Linked DNA regions of Homo sapiens: region 1 is linked to region 2. Evidence: read pairs that join two places in POLR2A ChIA-PET (ENCODE). Cell type or tissue: Panc1. All regions are shown on one strand. Each heading gives the region's core, and the rest is flanking DNA. Links, peaks and the distances in the headings are about the cores only.

The links. ChIA-PET counts read pairs that join two places held together with the same protein. Peaks named below come from ENCODE experiments on the same cell type or tissue, not always from the same donor. Only the 100,000 strongest peaks of a DNase experiment are listed, where the experiment ranks them.
Region 1: POLR2A ChIA-PET joins it to region 2 with 5 read pairs; 2 of 35 experiments call an interaction of 5 or more read pairs at or near these places.

What each region holds. Positions count from the first base shown.
Region 1 is chr13:30,993,462-31,003,546 of GRCh38, reverse strand. LINC01066 (long intergenic non-protein coding RNA 1066) reads left to right here and starts at 7,290. Exons shown (of 2, transcript NR_189306.1): 1 at 7,290-7,493; 2 at 8,072-8,385. In Panc1, for the core only: no CTCF peak of the experiment used is centred there; no DNase peak of the experiment used is centred there.
Region 2 is chr13:30,850,391-30,860,475 of GRCh38, reverse strand. No RefSeq gene overlaps it. Among named protein-coding and RNA genes, the nearest start is that of LINC00545, 27 kb to the left of the region's middle. In Panc1, for the core only: no CTCF peak of the experiment used is centred there; no DNase peak of the experiment used is centred there; H3K27ac peaks cover 1,576 bases.

The DNA.
Region 1 (10,085 bases), core at 602-8,601, 140 kb before region 2:
TGGCGCCATGTCAGCTAACTGCAAGCTCCGCCTCCCGGGTTCAAGCGATTCTCCTGCTTCAGCCTCCCAAGTAGCTGGGGCTACAGGCATGCGCCACCGTGCCCAGCTAATTTTTGTATTTTTTAGTAGAGATGGGGTTTCACCATGTTGGCCAGGATGGTGTTGATCTTTTGACCTCATGATCCGCCCACCTCGGCCTCCCAAAGTGCTGGGATTACAGGAGTGAGCCACCATGCCCGGCCCGGTGCCCTGGTATTTAATTTCACTGTGTCCAAAGAACACAGAGTCTACCCTAGAGGAAAGAATCCTCTACTAACGGCAGGCCCTACACTCCGAAAGGCCAAACCAAGCTTCTCTGGGGTCAGGTAAAGGGAAGGTGGAGAGACGGGGTGAACTGAGTGAAGCAGGATTTGGGTGGATGGGAGAGGGGAGAGGGAGTAGAGATGATTCTGGAGCGTGGAGCACTTAAGCGAAGTACTTGGGGCAACCAAAGTGAGAGCACTGGGACTTGGCAGGAAGGGGACTGATGGGGGAGAGAAGGATAGGAGATGGGAGCGTTATGGATGCATCACCTTTTTAGCTAGGGCAGTCAAGTATAGAGCTACAGCTGTACAGCTTACGATATTTAATTTCCCCAACTGTCAAGTGGTGATCATCACAGTGCCTGCCTCATAGAGCGAAAAGGAAAGCTAATGTTATAACGTGTGGGCAGTGTTTAGAGTAGTGCAAGGCATGTAGCAGGTGCTCCATGCATGTTGACTATTATCATTATTATCATCGAGGCCAGGACAGCCTCCTACTATCCTACAAGAGGCTGGCCACAAGCCCTTGACGCTCTAGCTCACAGCTGATTGGGCATAGTATAAAGGATGTCCATCAATCCGAGGACTATTGAAAAGATGGGCTGGACCAGTGAGAGTCTCTCTCGGTGTTTAAACTAGCACATTTGCAAAGTATCCTGGCGGGACCGAAAGAAGCAGGCATGTGGAGTGAGCTGAGTTGTATAAACAGTGGGGTTCCAGGGTAAAAATTTTGAGCTATTTGTTCTTGGGTCCCTGAATATCCTTTGAATCCAAAGCCACTCTCCCTCCAGCTTAATAAGGACCAGCCCTGAGACAGCTTCTTGCTCTAAGATTTCTGTGAGATTTTTTGTTATTCCACCTGCGTCCCTACCACGAAGCCTTTTGGCTTGAGTCAACTCCAGGGGATTCTGTTCCTTGCAATCCAAAAAGCCAAAATAGAAGGAACTAATTGTCTTTCTGGTGGAATGTCCACACATGATTCCTATCTTCTTCTCTTTGCTTTTCTCTTTATTTTCTACAGTGAGCCTAAACAATCAATTTATAATTTTCTATAATGAACACTTATTTTGTAGCCAAAAAAAAAAAAAAGTGTTGTTTAAATGAAAGAATTAGCCCATCCATTTGTAGCAAGCAGAATGTTTGCAGGAAAAAGACCAAGGAACTTTAGGTCAGCTCTGTGTTCAAGTGGCTTTCTTTCTTTCTTTTTTTTTTTTTTTGAGATATGATCTCATTGTATTCCCAGACTGGAGTGGAGTTACGTGATTCCAGCTCCTTTCAGCCTTGACCTCCCGGGCTCAAGCTCAGCTCCCCCAAGTAGCTAGGGCCACAGGCATGCACCACCATGCCTGGCTAGTTTTTAAATCTTCTGTAGAGATAAGGTCTCACTATATTGCTCAGGCTGGCCTTGAACTCCTGGGCTCCAGCAATCCACTTGGCTTCAGCCTCTCAAAGTGCTAGGATTAGAGGTGTGAGTCATTGTACCTGGCTGAAGTGGCTTTCTAACTATCCAGTCATGTGACCTTGGCCATGCTGCCTCACTCTCTGAGCCTTGCTCCTAAAATTAGAAGGTGTGCTAAGGAATCCCTAGGTTTCCTTCTGGTTCTAAATACTGTTGCTATCCCAGCTTAGCAGAATCTGTACCCGCAAAGCTGCAGCTAGTCTGCAGGGGGTGGTTTACTTGGGAGTCAGCCTCTGTTCAACACTGAAAGCAGCTCCTTCAGAATGGGAGCGGGCACAGTGAGGGAGCACTGCTGGAACTCATCACTCATTTCTTCCTCCATCATCTTACTTTGACCAGCATTTGTTAAAAACGTACCCTACACCAGACAACATGCTAGCTGCTGAGACAGTGAAGACAAAACCAAGGACAGAGAGGCGAGCCAACAATTTTATACCACAGTAAGTGCCATGTCAGAGGGTGTCCTTGGGGCTCTTCAACAACACGGAGAGGAAGCCGTTAACTCTGGCTGCCAAGGTTGGGTGGGGAGGTGCTTCCCAAAGGAGAAGCCATTGGAAGGGTAAGTATTAGTTTTTCAGGCAGACAAGAGGGGCTGTTCTTCCAGGAACAGACAGAACAAGTACAACCGTGCAGAAGCAACAATGAGCTGGATGCTGGATGTAGTCATGGCGCTGCTAGTGATTAAGCATGAGGAAATTCTGGCACCAGCCAGGAAAAGGAAAGAGATAAGGCCAAAAAATGTGTAGAGGTGGGATCCTGAAGGAAAGTGCAGGTCATATTAAGGAGGTTGGATTTCATCATTCCTAAGAAAATGAAGAGTCATCTCAGCAAGGCTTCGGAGAAAGACCATTTTCCCTGTAGCATGGAGAGATTGGAAGTGAAGGAGATCCTTTGCAGCAGCCCAGGATGGAAGTGCAGTGGACCTGCAGCAAGGCAGGACAGTGGGGATGGAGACAAGCAGCAGCAGTGACTGCAGGGCTTGGGGAGAGGAAGGATGGCTCCAGGGTTCTGACTGGCACAGTGGGAAGAGGCTATGAGAAAAGGAGAAAAGAAATGGAGTTTAAGATAATTGATTCTGCTGGAGTCATCAAAGCCCCTTTTGAGATATCTGGGTAAAGAGGCTTACCAGGAAATTAGCAATAAAGGTCTGGAGCTCAGGAGAGCTATGGGAGGCACCATTGCAGCAGGGTGAGGTTACTCAGAAAAGGGGTCCCTCAGGACAGACAGTGGGAAAGCGTGTCTTGTCCTCATGCAGAAATGTTGGTGTCATTGATGTCTGTGTGCACAAGGAATCAGGCATCTGATGGCAATGGTCGAGATTAGTACTTCAGAGGTGATTGTGCCCACAGATTAATAGAAGAAGATCAGAACTTGGGGGTCTATACTGGAAAATAGGAAGCCAGAGGATTTAGGAACGAGGGAGATAAGAGTCAGAGACAAGCCCTGGAGCCAGAGACAGTGGAGCTTGCCCTCACATGAGTGAGGCGTGGTGGGTGGGGGTCCCACTGATCCTAAAGGTGCAGGGTAGCCTTCCCTGGAGGCAGGATTTCTCCCCCGGTTGTCTGACTGGCTCCTCCATCTTCAGCATGCTGGGAGCTGCTGCAGACTCATTCCCTAGGAACGATCCCACCATATAACCAGCTGCCCAGCCTCCCAAACAGAGTCATCTTTTACTCTCCCGTTCCTCACTCTCCTGGAAACAGAAGCACCATCTGACCTGCTGCCGACACTCAGAAGTCCAGCCATGATTTTACTCTTTCTCACCCTCATCCCCTTTATCTGCCCAGGGCCATGTCATTAGCCAGTGTCCTCCTGTTGTCCGCTGTCACTGTGACCCCCAACAGCAGTGGTTTCTGGGGCCCCCTAACTTTTGCCATTCTCCGTGATCCTTCTAGATCCCAGATCTACTTTCCTGACCCTTCCTTTCCTTGTGCCACCCTCTGCTTGGAGCCTGGGGCTTCCCCCTGCCCCATGGTCAGTACAGCCCCACTGCCTTCCACCTGCCTCTCTCGGGTTTTCTGACCTCGGGCAAATTATTTAACTTTTGTGATCTGAACTTTCTTGTCTGTAAAATGAGGTGGTTGGACCAGGTGATCTCCAAGTGCTTCCTGCAATTTTTCTGCTGCACTTTAAAGACTTTTCTGATAAGTCTCCCCCGACCCCAACTCACACAAACCCCAGGCTTACAGGTCCCCTCACCAGCCCAGTCTCCCCTAAGTCCTTTTGCTCAGTTGTTCCCCCACAAGGCACCTCTCCATTGCAGCAGATGTGTACACGGAGGTCGAAGCCTCTGTTACAGGTCGAGGCTATGCTGGTTCAGTGGTGGGTGTGGGATACAGCCCAGGCCTCTCTATCCATCTGTTCCTCTTTGTGTCTGACCAAGACTAGGTCCAGTTGGGTAGGGACAGGTCACATGATTTTATCATACTACTTAATTAAAAAAAAAATTTCTGCATTCTTCATTAAATGTTTTCATGGTTTTTGTGAAGGTCAGTGACTTCCTCACCAGGAAATCTCTAATTCAGGCTTCCTTTGACAGTGCATTTAGGTTTGTACTGACATATCCAAATGCAACCATCATGGGTCATTCCTGCACACTCTCCCCATCCCCAGCCCTTTTACCGGGACCTGCCTGTCCCTACCTGCTCCCAATGTTTGTGTTTGCCAGACCACCCTCTTCTCTCCTTCCTACCTTCCTGTTTCTGGCTCTTGTTTTCACATCCAACACACATCCACTCCCAACACCCCATCAGGCTCTCTTATTGGGAAGATCCACCGGGCCCAGTTCTTATTGGGAAGATCCATTGGTTTAGCATCCAGCCTGCCCTCAGTGGACCTGAGCCCCACCCTTGGCTGTTGTGACCACCAGTGGCTGTGGGTGGAACTCTCATTACCTGCTCTCCTCCCTGCCCACAGGTCCTTCACACACCTCCCCCTCCATCTCCAGCCTGCTGAAACACAGACACAGAAGGGAGACTGAAGAAGTCCTGTGCAAACAGAAGTTTAAATAAAGCTAAGCAGTTCAGACAAGAGCTAATCCAAACCATCACAGGGATGCATTTGTGTGGCGGTCAGATCAGAGCCAACACTAACATCCTCAGCTCCCTTGAATTCTGTGAATTCTGTCTGCAGAATGTGCTTACAAGGCTGGGAGACATCGGCCTGCTTCAGATCAGGAGCTGGCATGCCCTGGTTGCCCATGGCAACCCAGCTGCACGGGAGTGCTGGCGTTTGTAAATGTGTGTGGGCTTAAAATTATATTATTGATTCTGTCTGGAAGAAGATAGTCTGATTTGTATATAGCTCTGAATAAATTACTCCTTATCCTTTACAGCCATTGGAGTATGAACCTCTCTCTCTTTCTCCTTTTCTTCTTCTTCTTTTTTTTTTTAGAGAGACAGCAAATTGTGTCAGCAGATGTGAAATGAAATGTTTCCCATAACAACCGTACTAGAGGAATCAACATCCAGGGCACCAGCCTGGAAAGTAGTCCAGGCATTACTGAATAAATAGCAAATGGATTTGGGAGAGATGGAGACTCTATCGGGTAGTCTATTCCAAAGGGAACATACGGTGTACTCTGAATTACAGTGAGATGCAGCCAGGAATAGAGAGACAGGCAGCTCCACCCTGGACTCCATCACTTCAACCTGAGTCCAGGCTTTCTCTTTTGTCTTCTCCCATGTGTGGTATATACTCAGTGGACTCAATTATTGCCCCAATTCCTCCTGCTCCTTATATCCATACTCTTTGCCCTATAACCCTGTGAATCCTCCTACAAAAGGCATCATGCACTGCCCTTGACTCCAGGCTTGGTCTTGCAGCTCGCTTTGACTAACTGACAGAAGTGGCAGGGTGCCAGTTGCGAGTCTAGGCTTTAAAAGGTTTCAAGGAGTTTCCACTTGCCCTCCTGTCATCACTGTGAGAAGAGTCTGCCTCTGGTAGCTGCTGTCATTTTAGCTGGGACCCAGATGAATACACATGGGGAGGAGTCACCACCTGCAAATCCAGTCAGATCAACAGCTCTAAGACCTACTCCAGCCTAGACAAGCCACTCCAGCCAAGCAGCAGATGCATGTGAAATAAATGTTTATTGCTCTATGCCACCAAGATTTTGTAGGTGCTTGCCTTGCAGCAGTAGCTGACTGATAGAATCTTCCATTTTTTCAACATCATGGCAATCAGTATCACTGACAATGGGAAAGAAAAGAACAACATCCCTCAGCTCCCCATTTCGGCAGTCACTGATCACAGGCCTTATTGAGAGGAAATCCAGGTCATGCATTACAATTTCAACTCACGTTGGGTCCTCACTGTGCACTGTGTCATCAAACATGGTGTTGCCACCAGGTGCATTCTGGAGGCCAGTGCATCTGAGAAGCTCCAAGTAAATTATAAGACTCTGTCTCCACCACTGCTTTAGTGCCCATGAAAGTCTTGTTCAAATATGGGTGGGATTACATTTGAATCGAGGAGGAATAATGGCATTATACCTCCCAGAATGCATTGTAAACACTGCCTTCAATTAATCTTAGAATGAACACCTTTACCAGAATGCCAACCTCATGCTCCTTCTAACTTCCACATTTCCACCCTTCCGTCAAGGTTCATATTATACAAGTACATTCAATCAATTTTCAACAAATATTTATTGAGCACCTGATGTTGGCTGGGCCCTTGGAGCACCATGCTAGATAACAGATTGAACAGAAAAAAAGTGGTGGAGTTGTGTCATTAGGGAAGGTAAGAGTCAAGACTGACTCCTGGGCATCTGTCCTGAACAACTGGGCAGATGGAGATGCCATTTTCTAAGCTGGAAACACTTGGGGAGTTGCTGATTTGGGAAATATAAAAATTTCTGTTTGGAATATATCATGTTTGAGATGCTTCTGAGACATGAACGTTGAGATGTCAAATGGACAGTTAGGTGTCCAGATATGGAGCTCAGAGGAGAGGTCAGAGCTGAGGCTATCAATTTGGAGGGTTGCCAGCATGTGGATGCCATTTAAAACCACAGGACTAGAGCCCGGGTGAGATTTTCTAAGCAGAGAGCACTCATAGAGAAGAGGGCCCAGGAGGATATTTAGAGGAGAGGCAGAGGAGGACTAAGCAAAGGGGTTGACAGGGGAGCAGCTGGAGAGATAGGAGGAACACCAGAAGACTGTGCAGGCAGACACTGGTGCTTGCCATGCTGTGTTAGCTCACTCTGTGTTGCTATAAAGAAATACCTGAGACTGGGTAATTTATAGAGAAAAGAGGTTTATTTGGCTCACAGTTCTGCAGCCTGTATGAGAAGTGTGGTGCTGGCATCTGCTTCTGGTGAGGCCTCAGGAAGCTTGCAATCATAGCAGAAGGCAAAGGGGGAGCAGGCATGTCACATGGTGAAAGAGGGAGCAAGAGAGAGAGGAAGAAGAGGTGCCAAGGCTCCTTTAAACAACCAGCTCCCATTGGAACTAGCAGAGTGAGAACTCACTCATTACCATGGCAACTGCACCAAGCCATTCATGAGGGATCCACCCCCATGACCCAGACACCTCCCACCAGGCCCAACCACCAACACTGGGGATCACATTTCAACATGAGTTTGGAGGGGACACACATTCAAATCACAGCACATGCTTTTCCACCCAGCAGCCATTCTGCCCATCTTTCCCTGGCTGACAGAACTCTGCCTTCGAGTAGGTGTTGGGGGTCATGCCCTTCATGAAAGGAGGAGTTTCTCTCTCATCTCGGTGGGTGAATCAAGCGGCCTGAGACAAGCATGGCAACCCACTGTCCTCTCTGATTTGGGCTTAGTCATAAGCATTTAACACAACTTTGGCCAATCAGATGTAGGTGGAAGTCTACTGGGTGGCTTTTGGGGAAAGGTTTCTCTGCTTTTAAAAAGTGAAAAAAAGGAGAAAGCAGAGTTCCAGTCCTGCCTCAGAGGGAGCTTCTGCATGGAGGTGCTGCAGAATCTTGCAACCAGGATGAATGTGAGGACTAAAGCTCACACAGTGAGGAATATTCTATTTAAATTACATGTTGAATTAGCCAACTTTGGAGAATTCTCTACCACCTAGTTTATGTTGTAAGGTAATTAATTTTGTAAATGTTTAGGCATTATGGGTCTTCTATGACTTTCAGCTAAAAGCATCTTAAATGGTACTTGTGGTTTCAAGTCAACCTGTTCACTTGACCGTTAACCCATAACTTAATGGATTCTTTTACCTTATTTGGGGAAATAGCAATTACCCAATCTGTTAAGTATATGGTTTGTCAATCTTAACACTAACTTAATATTATGTTTACAATTTGTTTCTTTCAACAGTCAAAAAACAAATTATTCTGCCAAGCAAGGAGCATGTTTTAGCTTAGTCACCACAGAAGAAACAGATCACTTTTAATTATGACATTTCATCAACACTTGGCAAGTAAGAAAGATGGGTTGAAAGACTGCATCAGAAATATTCTAGAGTTATTTTCCTGCTAACATGGAAACAAAAAGATTCAATGTGAGAAGAAAAAATAGATTCCTAATGGTCAAGAGAACAAGAAAATTAGATAGAAACTTAAATATAAAGTACCCGGAAGTCAAAATGTTTGAAATGACACTTAGAGCCTTAATTAACCAGATTTTAAGATAATGACTGTAGTGTCTGTGTCTTCAAATGGTTTGGGATGTCCTTACAGCTCTTTGAATAGTGTTCTCTTTATTCAATTAATGCTTCTGAAAGAGCTTTAATTTTACATTAATCAAAAGCCCTCATGATATTTTCAGGATGTACTCAAATTCAAGAGTTTTTTAAAAGTGCAATTAAGTTATCAAGGCAGAGGCTCTGATTATAGGGACAAAAATTTCATAGCAACAGCCCATTAAACACACTGAGCCTGACACATTGCTGTACACCATGGTTCATGCCAGGCTGTGGGCAAAATGGTCAGGCTTCCCAGTGAACAAGACTGACCTCCCTCTACCTTCCTCCTGAAGAGCAAAATACTGCTTCTTTGACAACATAAACAGTTACCTTATACTACCCATTTTTACAGCAAACGACTCTCTGCCTGTAATCCAAGCTAATGGAATTTTTAAAAATTCTATGAGAGTTTTAAAAAGCAAGGACTGAAAATAGCTTTTTCTTTTTTCTTTTTTTTTTTTTTTTTGAAACTGAGTTTCGCTCTTATTGCCCAGGCTGGAGTGCAATGGCACGATCTTCGCTCACTGCAAACTCCGCCTCCCGGGTTCAAGCGATTCTCCTGCCTCAGCCTCCCGAGTAGCTGAGATTACAGGCATGTGCCACCATGCCCGGCTAATTTTTTTGTATTTTTAGTGGAGACAGGGTTTCTCCATGTTGGTCACGCTGGTCTGGAACTCCTGACCTCAGGTGATCCGCCCGCCTCAGCCTCCCAAAGTGCTGGGATTACAGTCGTGAGCCACTGTGCCTGGTGAAAATAGCTTTTTCTTTTCTTTTTTTAATTATACTTTAAGTTTTAGGGTACATGTGCATAACATGCAGGTTTGTTACATATGTATACATGTTCCATGTTGGTGTGCTGCACCCATTAACTCGTCATTTAACATTAGGTATATCTCCTAATGCTATCCCTCCCCCCTCCCCCCACCCCACAACAGTCCCCGGTGTGTGATGTTCCTCTTCCTGTGTCCATGTGTTCTCATTGTTCAATTCGCACCCACGAGTGAGAACATGCGGTGTTTGGTTTTTTGTCCCTGTGATAGTTTGCTGAGAATGATGGTTTCCAGCTTCATCCATGTCCCTACAAATGACATGAACTCATCATTTTTTATGGCTGCATAGTATTCCATGGTGTATATGTGCCACATTTTCTTAATCCAGTCTATCATTGTTGGACATTTGGGTTGGTTCCAAGTCTTTGCTGTTGTGAATAGTGCCGCAATAAACATACGTGCGCATGTGTCTTTATAGCAGCATGTTTTATAATCCTTTGGGTATATACCCAGTAATGGGATGGCTGGGTCAAATGGTGTTTCTAGTTCTAGATCCCTGAGGAATCGCTACACTGACTTCCACAATGGTTGAACTAGTTTACAGTCCCACCAACAGTGTGAAAGTGTTCATATTTCTAATCTGTTAACAGGAGAGGTTTCTAACATTCCCAAAGCAGAACTTCTTCCTCTCCAGTTCATGGTATCAAATAGCAACACTTCCCAAGTTCTCCTTTACTGCTTAGAATCATGTCCACTCAGTCCTGTGGAGCAATCACTAGTGATCAGAGAGATGCCTTGGGAAGAACATTGTGCTCTTTTTATGCTGGGAGCAGCTGATGCTAATGAGATCTACTCACAGTGGAGGTTCAGCTTCCAC
Region 2 (10,085 bases), core at 971-8,970:
ATGAGGAATTTCATCAACTAGGGAGAGTGATCAGATATCAAGGATGGGGCATTCTTACTAAACTGACTTATTCTTGCTAAACTGATTTTTGCAAAGACTGGGTCATGTAGGCACCATAAGTACAGAACAGGAGCCAAGCTCAAAGCTTGGGCCTAGTTGGGAAGAGTGCTGAGAGGAACCTGACCAGCTTGGTCAAGGAAAGAGTCTTTGTCAGTTACCACTAGTCTATTTTTTTTTTCATATGGAGTTTCGCTCTTGTTGCCCAGGCTGGAGTGCAATGGCGCGATCTCGGCTCACCACAACCTCTGCCTCCTGGGTTCAAGTGATTCTCCTGCCTCAGCCTCCCGAGTAGCTGGGATTACAGTCATGTGCCAGCATGCCCAGCTAATTTTGTATTTTTAGTAGAGATAGGGTTTCTCTATGTTGGTCAGGCTGGTCTCGAACTCCCGACCTCAGGTGATTTGCCCACCTCGTCCTCCCAAAGTGCTGAGATTACACACATGAGCCACCGCACCCTGCCCACTAATCTAATTTTTATGTATCCATGTGACCATGGATTCACAGCTGTCTCCCTTTCTAGACTGTAAGTTCCTTGAGGACAAGGCCATTGTTGACTTCTGCTTACCATGCTCTTTCAGCACCTACGATGGACTTGAGGCACTCAGATGCTCAGTGAATGAATTTACTGAATAAATGAACGAATGAGTGAACGCCTAGTATACTAAAGCCCAGGGAATGTCTTGGAAGACAGGAAACAGACCACACACTGCTGCTGCTAATTCACTAGCCTGGCTGTCGTTATTTCTCTTCTTTGTTTCTATTTGCTCAATTGCACCTTTTCTCATTTGACTGCCTGGCCGGCAGTTTAGCTCTGGGGGAACTCAGAGAAAAGTCAGGCTGTTTGCTCCACAGTGTGCTGGTGCTGACTCAGCCAGCCGGTTCTGCCTGCTGGGGCCTAAACACACTGATCAAAATCCTGGGGAAATGATTTGCTGGAGCCGCTAACCTTTCTCTCTCCTGCAGATGCTTCCTGGTTTGTACTGCCTGACCTCCCTCAAGGTTCTTCCCCATTTCCCAGAAGTTTAGGACTCCCCTGCCAGCCTTAAGTTAAGAGGAGACGCAGGAGGACAGGATGGCCACCTGATAGGTCCATTGTTTACTGTGCCAGGGTGGAGGAGGGAAGAGGAGAGGTCTGCTGAGTTCTGAAGATTGGGAAAGGGCTCCTCTTTTTAGTAGGCAACCTCTTGAAGAATTGTGGTCTGTTTTCCCAATCCCTTCACTTCAATTTCCATTTCTTAGTGGTCATTTCTAATTAGCCTCAGCCAGTACTAGCTGTCAGACCTCCCTGACCCTCCTTCTCTCACTCCATTGTTTGTTCCTTCCAGGATTCCTATTCCTAAAGGCTGGAGGATCCAGGGCTCAGGCCAAGGACCTCTTTTCTTTGGACATTCACTCCTGTTATTGCACCTCTAGGTGACCTGACAGCTTGCCAATGTCTGTTCAGAGCCCAGCCACCTCCCCAGAACGTCAGGCTTGTGTGCTGTGCTAGGCGGCCCCTGAGATGACTCCCATCTTCCTCACTGCCTGGTGTTCACACTGCTTCCTGAGGGTGGGCTGGATTGCTTCCGAGATTAGGCCTCTGTCTTGCTGGCCCTCTCTTGCTCTCCCACTTGCTCACTCTCATGAAGGTCGGCTACTGCGCTGTGAGCCACTCTGGGGAGAGTCTCGCATGCCAAGGAACTGGGGACAGCCTCCAGCCAACAGCTAGCGAGGGCCTGAGGCCCTCAGTCCAACAGCCTAGGAGGAACCCAATCCTGCCAATAGCCACATGCATGAGCTCAGAAACAGATCCGCCCCAGAAGAACCTTCAGATAAGATCACAGCTCCTCAAGTTCAGTCTGTGAGATACCCTGAACCAAACAGGTTGCAGCTAACTCCTAAGCAGATAAGCTGAGCCATCAGTGCTGGCTCAGTCTGGGGAATGGACCTAAAGGTAAGACCCAGCTAAGCCACACTCAGATGGCTTCCCCTACAGAAACTGTAAGATATTATTTGTTGTTTTAAGCCACTGAGTTTAGGAATAATTTGTTACACAGCAGTAAATCAGTAATACTATATTTAACTGCCTACTTAGCTTGGATGCCTAAAGAACATCTCATACTTAACACTGCTAAACCAAATCTTGATTTCCTGTCCTAAGAATTGAGGGAACAGAACACACCAAAGATAAAGAAACATAGACTAAGTAGAACCACTGTGCTCACAGACAGTGCCGAGGGAAATGCAAGGGCTCAGGAGACAGACCTAGCTGAGAAATCTGAGAAGGAATCAGCATGCATGGGGAAGTCAGGAACAACAACGGGCCCATGGACGCCAGGGTGATACCCCAACTCAGGGGGAAGCTCAGGCAACCCTCCTGTTGCTTGTCTGACTACATTACATGGGTTGGTTGAAGTGGTAAACTGTGAGGCTACCTGCACGACACTGCTCCCCAGACACACAGCCTCGGCTCAGCAAGGAAGGACATTGCCATCATGACAAAAAGCTGCAGAAACTCAACATCAGGTGCATGTCATCTCAACCTTAGAAAACCACCTAAAACTCAGTCATGCTGCTTAAACGCTTTTTTGATGAGAATCTGACCGAGCACTGACAGCGTTAAGGAATGCTTTCAGCTTCCTGCCTATGTGGGCAAGTTTGGAATTTTATTCTGACTCTCCCTCAATAAAAGGGGCAAAATTAGAGCTCATCCCCAACATACCTTTGTTCCAGGCAGACATCGGGGGAGAATCTCCAATCTGAAAATTTAGAGATAGGCTCCTTTTGTATGTTTTGTGTTTTTGTAACACCCTATATGAAGACTGTGTGCAAAATAAATTATGTTCTTTCACACATGTGTGCTCATTTGCGCTTCATACAAACTGTGAAATAAATAGAAAACATGCCCTTATGGCCATTTTAAGTGGAAACTGAGGCTCAGCAAAGTGAGTGACTTGCCTAAGATCACTGGCTGGTGTGTTCTGGAACGCACATGAATCAGGCTTCCTGATGTTCAAGCATACAGAACTCACTTGTTCCTTCACAGTGGAGATCGCTGCTCAACCTTTAGCTACATCCACTCCCGATTCATCCACTTGTCTGGAGAACAGGACCATAACCATAGCTGCATTCACCAAGCCACTGAGGAACCTCGAGAGAAAAAACCCTGCAGGAGAAGAGGAAGCCAGATGGGTCCTGCATGGCTCTGTGGTCAGAGGCAGGCGAGCTCCTCCACATGGCCTGGCAGTGGACAGCAGGTTTGTCCCCAGGCCAGCATCTCAGTGGACTGATTGTTTAGCCAAACCCTCTCAGAGATGTGAGCACACAAAGAAGGGATCCTGGTGCCCCATGCAGGGTGTAAGACAAGAGGGTGGTGAGGAACTTCTCTGGTTTCAGGCACATCAGGAGTTCAAGGGTCTCAGGTGTGGTGCTGGAGATTGGCGGAGGTGGGGGTGGCATCAGTGTGAGGCTGTGGGACTCAAAGACACCGCAGCAGTGCCTGGAGGCCAGCTGTGGGCCCCATATACTCACCACCCAGACACGATGAAGCCCTTTGCCTAGCTGGGATACTCACCTTGTGGTTTGCAGATTTTTACAAGAGTGGATGGATTCCATGAGAGGAAACAAGCAAAGGTGCTGAGTTTTGGGTCTAGTTTGGTGCCCAGTGAAAGGGAGGCAGCACCCACAAGAAGGGAGAGAAGGAGGGAGCCGAGAGTGAAGCTTCCAGGGCTTTGCACAAATGCAGCAAGGACTTTAGACCTTGAAGCTGTAGAAGCAGAGGTTCGAGGCAATCCTATCTCAAAAATCCAGGGATGTCACTGATGACCGATTACCCTGATAATGAAATGAAGGCCTGGAAGGTTTCAGGACTTGTCTAGATCATCCAATCCCAAGCCAGGATTCTTTTTATTTCTATCATGATTTTACATGTTACACCAGATCACTCAGCTCAGTGAGAATTCCCCAGCTGTTTCAGGGTGACAGCCTGACATTCACGTGATAAACATCTGGCTCTCCCCAGCCCTTTCTAGCCCAGCTCAATTTATCCTAAATGCCAGTTTCTGCCTGTCCTGCGGATGTCTACTGAATCTAAAGGAATGCTCATTTCCTAAAGGTTTGCTCCTGTTACACGTGAAATGACAGGTCTTTGCAAATTCATCTCTAGCTTATTGATTCTGACAGCATGCTCCAAGGGGCATGGTGTGAGCGTGGACTTCCTGTGAGGAGACCACCCAGGAGTGACGGTGATGTTCTCAAGCTGTGTCTTCCTGGCCAGCACAAGAAGGCACTGGGCACTTCGCTGATAACAGGCAGCAGGCTGTCCATTCATTCATTGGCAGCTAATCCTGCAGCTGAGATCCAAGCTCTAGATTTGTAATGACTTCAGGTCATGGGGCTATTGGCCTCTTTTAAGAACCTTTGAAAAAATGTAGGATGGAGACAAAGTTCAAATCAACCTGCAAAGTGGAAATGTCACAGCAGCCATTCATGCCTTCCTTCTGCACAGTTTGATGAAGTAGACTATGTGGCTAGCTCTGAGCTGCATGCTTGGAATCTGCTGGTGAGCAAGATTACACATGGTCTGTCTTCTAGACTGAAATGCAGGAGGCAGACCAGGCAACTCTTACACTGAAGCACCCAGCAGCCATGCAGCACCGTGGCCCAGGTACTCACAGAGAGGCAGGCAGCCCAGGCAGCCAGAATGCACACACGATTAGCTTGGGTGAGAAAAGCCGAGGGTGCCAGCACAGCAGCAGGCCAGCAATGGGTTGTTAGTGATGTCAAGGTTGTGAAGAAGCTGGTTCTCTGAGAACTGTACTTCAAGAATTTTACTTGTACATCAACCCAGACTCCTGGGAACTTTTCTGCAGATGACGGCAGAGGTGACATGTATTTGAGCACTCATTTCTCCACAACGCCCTGGCTGGGCTTCTTGGATTTCAGCTATCCTCATGAGTCCATGTATTGTGACATTAAAAAGTACAGATCTTAGAAACTGGCATAGCCCTACCTTTTACTAGCTGTGTGATTGTGAACAAGTCTCCTAACATCTCTGAGGCTCAAATTCCTCAATTGCAAAATGAAAATAATTATAGGATTGTTAGAAGATATATCAGTCAGGGTTCTCCAAAAAAAACAGAGCCAATAGGAGGAGTGTGTGTGTGTGTGTGTGTGTGTGTGTGTGTGTGTGTCTTTTATATATAAGAAATTGGTTTTAAGGAATTGGCTCACAAGATTATGGGGCCTAAGGCCAGGTGCGGTGGTTCACGTCTGTGATCCCAGCACTTTGGGAGGCCAAGGCCGGCGGATCACCTGAGGTCAGAAGTTCGAGACCAGCCTGACCACCATGGTGAAACCACATCTCTGCCAAAAATACAAAATTAGCCGGGCGTGGTGGCGCATGCCTGTAATCCCAGCTACTTGGGAGACTGAGGCAGGAATATTGCTTGAACCTGGGAGGCGGAGGTTGCAGTGAGCCTGGGCAACGAGAGCAAAACTCTGTCTAAAAAAAAAAAAAGAAAGGAAAAAAGATTATGGGGCCTAGCAAGACTGCAGTCTATAGGGCAGGCCTGCAGGCTGGACACTCAGGCAGGAGTTGATACTGCAGCCTTGAGGGAGAATTTCTTCTCCTATGAGAAACGTTGGGTTTTGCTCATAAGGCCTTTCACTTGATGGCTGAGGCCCACCCTTTTAATCCCCCTTACTTAAAATCAACTGATGGTAGATGTTAACCACATCTACAAACCACATTTCCACAGCAACACCTAGATAATATTTGACTCCATAACTGGGTGGTAATACTCTAGCCAAGTGGACACGTCAAACTGACCATTGCAGAAGGATGGTCGACGCATCTCCCTTTTGGGAGAGGCATTTAGATAAGCAAAACACTCAGCTCAGTCCTTGTCATAGCGAGTGCTCAATACATTGAAGCGATTTTTATTTTTAAGGTATTCAAAACTATTTGAGGGCCAGATGAGGTGGCGCCTGTAATCCTAGCTCCTCGGGAGATTGAGGTGAAGGGATTGTTTGAGGCCAGGAGTTTGAGGCCAGCCTGGGCAACATAGCAAGACCCTATCTCTGAAAAAGTGAAAAAAATTGAGCATCTGCTATAATCAGCTAAAGTACATCTAATTGCTCACTGACCATGAGCAAGATTGATAATACACTGCCATCCTACCTAGCTTACGTCTCTAGTCTCAATGCCCAGTCCCCTCTAAGCCAGCCCCTGACCATTTGTGTCTCCAAAAGCCCTCTCTCTGGGCTGGCTGGAGGCAGCACAAACTTTGCTGCCACAGATAACTATCAATAAAGAATTCTGTGTCTCCTGCCAGGAAAATGCTCATCTTTATTCAGACACTTAGGTGAGTTTCAGGCCCACCCCTCTATCTATTAGTACCAAGATAAATGTTTTTATTTTTAACCAAGACTTTTACTAGCATTCTCATGGGACCTAATTCTTCAATTCCCTTAAATGACAGCTAATGCCTTTCTCTTCCTGTCTAGTGGAATTCTTTTTTTCCCTGGTATTTTCCATGCTACAGAAGCTTTTGGCTGATGGAAGAGAGGGCTAGGGACCAGAGAAGCTGAGGTATGTCAAACCACAGGTATAACCGAAGCTATTTTACTTCTGGATTTGCCTTTAATAGGACTTTGAGGCAGGCTAGTGTCCTATCATTTTAAAAGAAATGCATCTGAAACAATAGGCGTAATCATGGTGGCACAAGTTTGTTCATGGAGTTTCTCTCCTTCTCTATGTTTTCATCTAGAACTCAAAGATATTCTTGGGGAACAAATGATGCCTGCCCTTATTCTGTATTGTTCCTGTATGGTTAAGATCAGATACAAGTTACACCTGTGAGAATCCGTCCTAAAGGAGAGATGCTGAGAGGCTGCCCACAGGAGAGACACCATGCTCCTTTTGGGAGAGGGTCTACATCACTGTGGTTGAGGATGTAGGCCTTGGCATCAGATTGCATATTCAAATCCTGCCTCTACTGCTTACTGGCCAAGTGACTTGGGCAAGTTTCTTAACCTCTCTTTTCATGCTTCCATTTCTTTATCTGTAAAGTGGATTACTCTAGGATTGAAAGTTATCTAAATATGAAGTACCTGGCACATATTAAGCACTTAGTTTAATTAAATTATTGGTGTTATTATTATTGTAAGTGGTAGAACCCAACTCAAGCAAAGTTAAAGAAAATGGAAATTTATTAGAAAAACAATGTGTCATTTTATAGAGTCAAGGAATTAGCCTTTCTCATTGTGGCTTTGACTTGCATTTCCCTGATGTTTAGCAGTGTTGATTATTTTCTCATACGACTGTTGGCCATTTGCATGTCTTCTTTGGAGAAATGTCTATTCAAATCCTTTGCATGATTCCACTTATATGGGATATCTGAAATAGTCAAACTCATGGCAACAGAGAGTAGAAGAGTAGTTATCAAGGGCTGGGGGGAGGGGGAATGGAGAGTTGACTTTCGATGGGTATAAAGTGTTAGCTGTGCGAGATGAATAAGTTCTAGAGATCTGCTGTACAGCACTGTGTCTACAGTTAACAATACTGTATTGTGCACTTAAAACTGTTAAGAGGATAGATCTTGCGGCAGGTGCTCTTGCCACAAATAAATAAATACATAGAAAAAGACAGCACTTTTAGTTGGACATTATGGCTAGAACGTTGTGGGAGATGACTCACAACAAAAGTAAAGACAGGGAAAACCCTATGCATATTCTACAGAGAAATTGATCCCAAAATACTACCTCAGTATGTATCTGTCTGAGATAGGACATGGAGAAAAAGACACGAGGAAGCTGATTCACTAAGGAAGCGAAATAAAAAATGAACATGATCTGATTGCAGCCAGGGAAGCCTCATCATCATTAATTAGAGAATGTTAGAACATGCAGTTAGGAATGCTTGAAAACAAGTCACCACCAAGGGGATAGAAAGAATCCAGGAAAGGTATTAAGTTGGGGGTACGCCTTGTGAGTGGGAGACCAAGAACGTTCTCTCTCGGGAAGCCAAAGGGCTACCTGACAAGAGTCTGGTCCTAACTCAGGACCAAGATCTGGAGAAACCAGACGGGTCTAAGGTGGTCCTAACTCAGGACCAAGATCTGGAGAAACCAGACGGGTCTAAGGTGGTCCTAACTCAGGACCAAGATCTGGAGAAACCAGACGGGTCTAAGGTGGTCCTAACTCAGGACCAAGATCTGGAGAAACCAGACGGGTCTAAGGTGGTCCTAACTCAGGACCAAGATCTGGAGAAACCAGACGGGTCTAAGGTGGTCCTAACTCAGGACCAAGATCTGGAGAAACCAGACGGGTCTAAGGTGGTCCTAACTCAGGACCAAGATCTGGAGAAACCAGACGGGTCTAAGGTGGTCCTAACTCAGGACCAAGATCTGGAGCAACCAGATGGGTGTAAGGCTCCTCCCAACCTGGGCAGCCCCGCTGAGCAACCAGGACTCAGGCTTGGTCTGGGGAATAGACCTAAGAGTAGAACAGAGAAATGAAACTGGAGACGACGTTAAAACATGCTCTGTATGCAAGACTGAGGCAGTTGAGCCTGGCCATCCAGCTGCACCTTGTAATTTGTCTCCCCACACAGTCTCTGCTCAGGATTTTACATTCTGCCTCAACTCTCAACAACTGACCCAGCACACACCGTAGAACTATATCAGACAGAAGCAAGCTTTTGCTTTTAAATGAAAGTACAGAAACTCAATTTACAGAGAAATCACTGAATGCCTGTGGGATGGCAGAGGACCTGCCAATTGTTTTTTTGGGGGGAAGGGGGAGGGCATCCTATGATCTGAATGCATGTTTTTCCCCCCAAATTCATGTTGAAACTTAATCCCCAATGTGATAGTATTAAGACGTGAGGTCTTTGGGAGGTGATTAGATCATGAGGGCTCCATCCTCATGCATGGGATGAATGCCCTTATTCATAGCTTGAGAGAGCCTATTTGCTCCTTTTCTCCCACCCTGTGAGGACACATAGAGGCACCAACCACGAGGAACCCTCCTCATTATACATGAATCTTCCAGTGCCTTGATCTTGGACTTCTCGGCCTCCAGAACTGTGGACAACAATTTCTGCTATTTGTAAGTTACCCAGCCCAAGATATTTTGTTATAGTAGCCTGAATGGAACAAGACAGGGTTTTTTGTTGTTTTTTTGGTTTTCATTTTTCATTTTTGTTTTGTTTTGAGGGGACTTGGTCCAGTGCTATCTGGACAGCAGGAATAAAATAATAATAATAATAATTTGATTGACATGTATTTATTGAATGTCTTTTATATACCAGGCACTCTTCTTGTAGCTGAGGATCTACAGCACTGAACAAAGAGACAAGGCTGTGTGACCTCATCAAGCTTGCTTTCTGAGAGCCTCTGCACAGCAAAAGAAACTATTGACAGAGCAAACAGACAAACTGCAGAATGGGAGAAAATATTTCTAAACTATGCATCCAGCAAAGGATTAGTACCCAGAAACTATAAGAAACTTAAACAAACCAATAAGCTAACTTGGTTATAAAGTGGGCAAAGTACATGAAAAGACAATTCTCAAAAGAAGACATACATGCAACCAACAAACACATGAAAAAATGCTCAACATCACTAATCATCAGAGAGATGATTAGACACAAAACCACAATGAGATACCACCTCGCACCAGTCAGAATGGCTATTGCTAAAAAGTAAAAAAATAACAGATGTTGGTGAGGTTGTTAAGGGAATAACTCATACACTGTTGGTGGGAATGTAACTTATTTCAGCCCCTGTGGAAAGCAGTTTGGACATTCCTCAAAGAATTAAAAATAGAACTATCATTCAACCTGGCAATCCCATGACTGGGTATATACCCAAAAGAAAATACATCCTTCTCCCAAAAAGACATTTGCACTCATATGTTCATCCTACTACTGTTCACAATAGCAAAAACATGGAATCAACTCAGGTGCCCATCACTGGTAGACTGGATAAAGAAAATGTGGTACATATACACCATGGAATACTACACAGCCATAAAAAAGGATG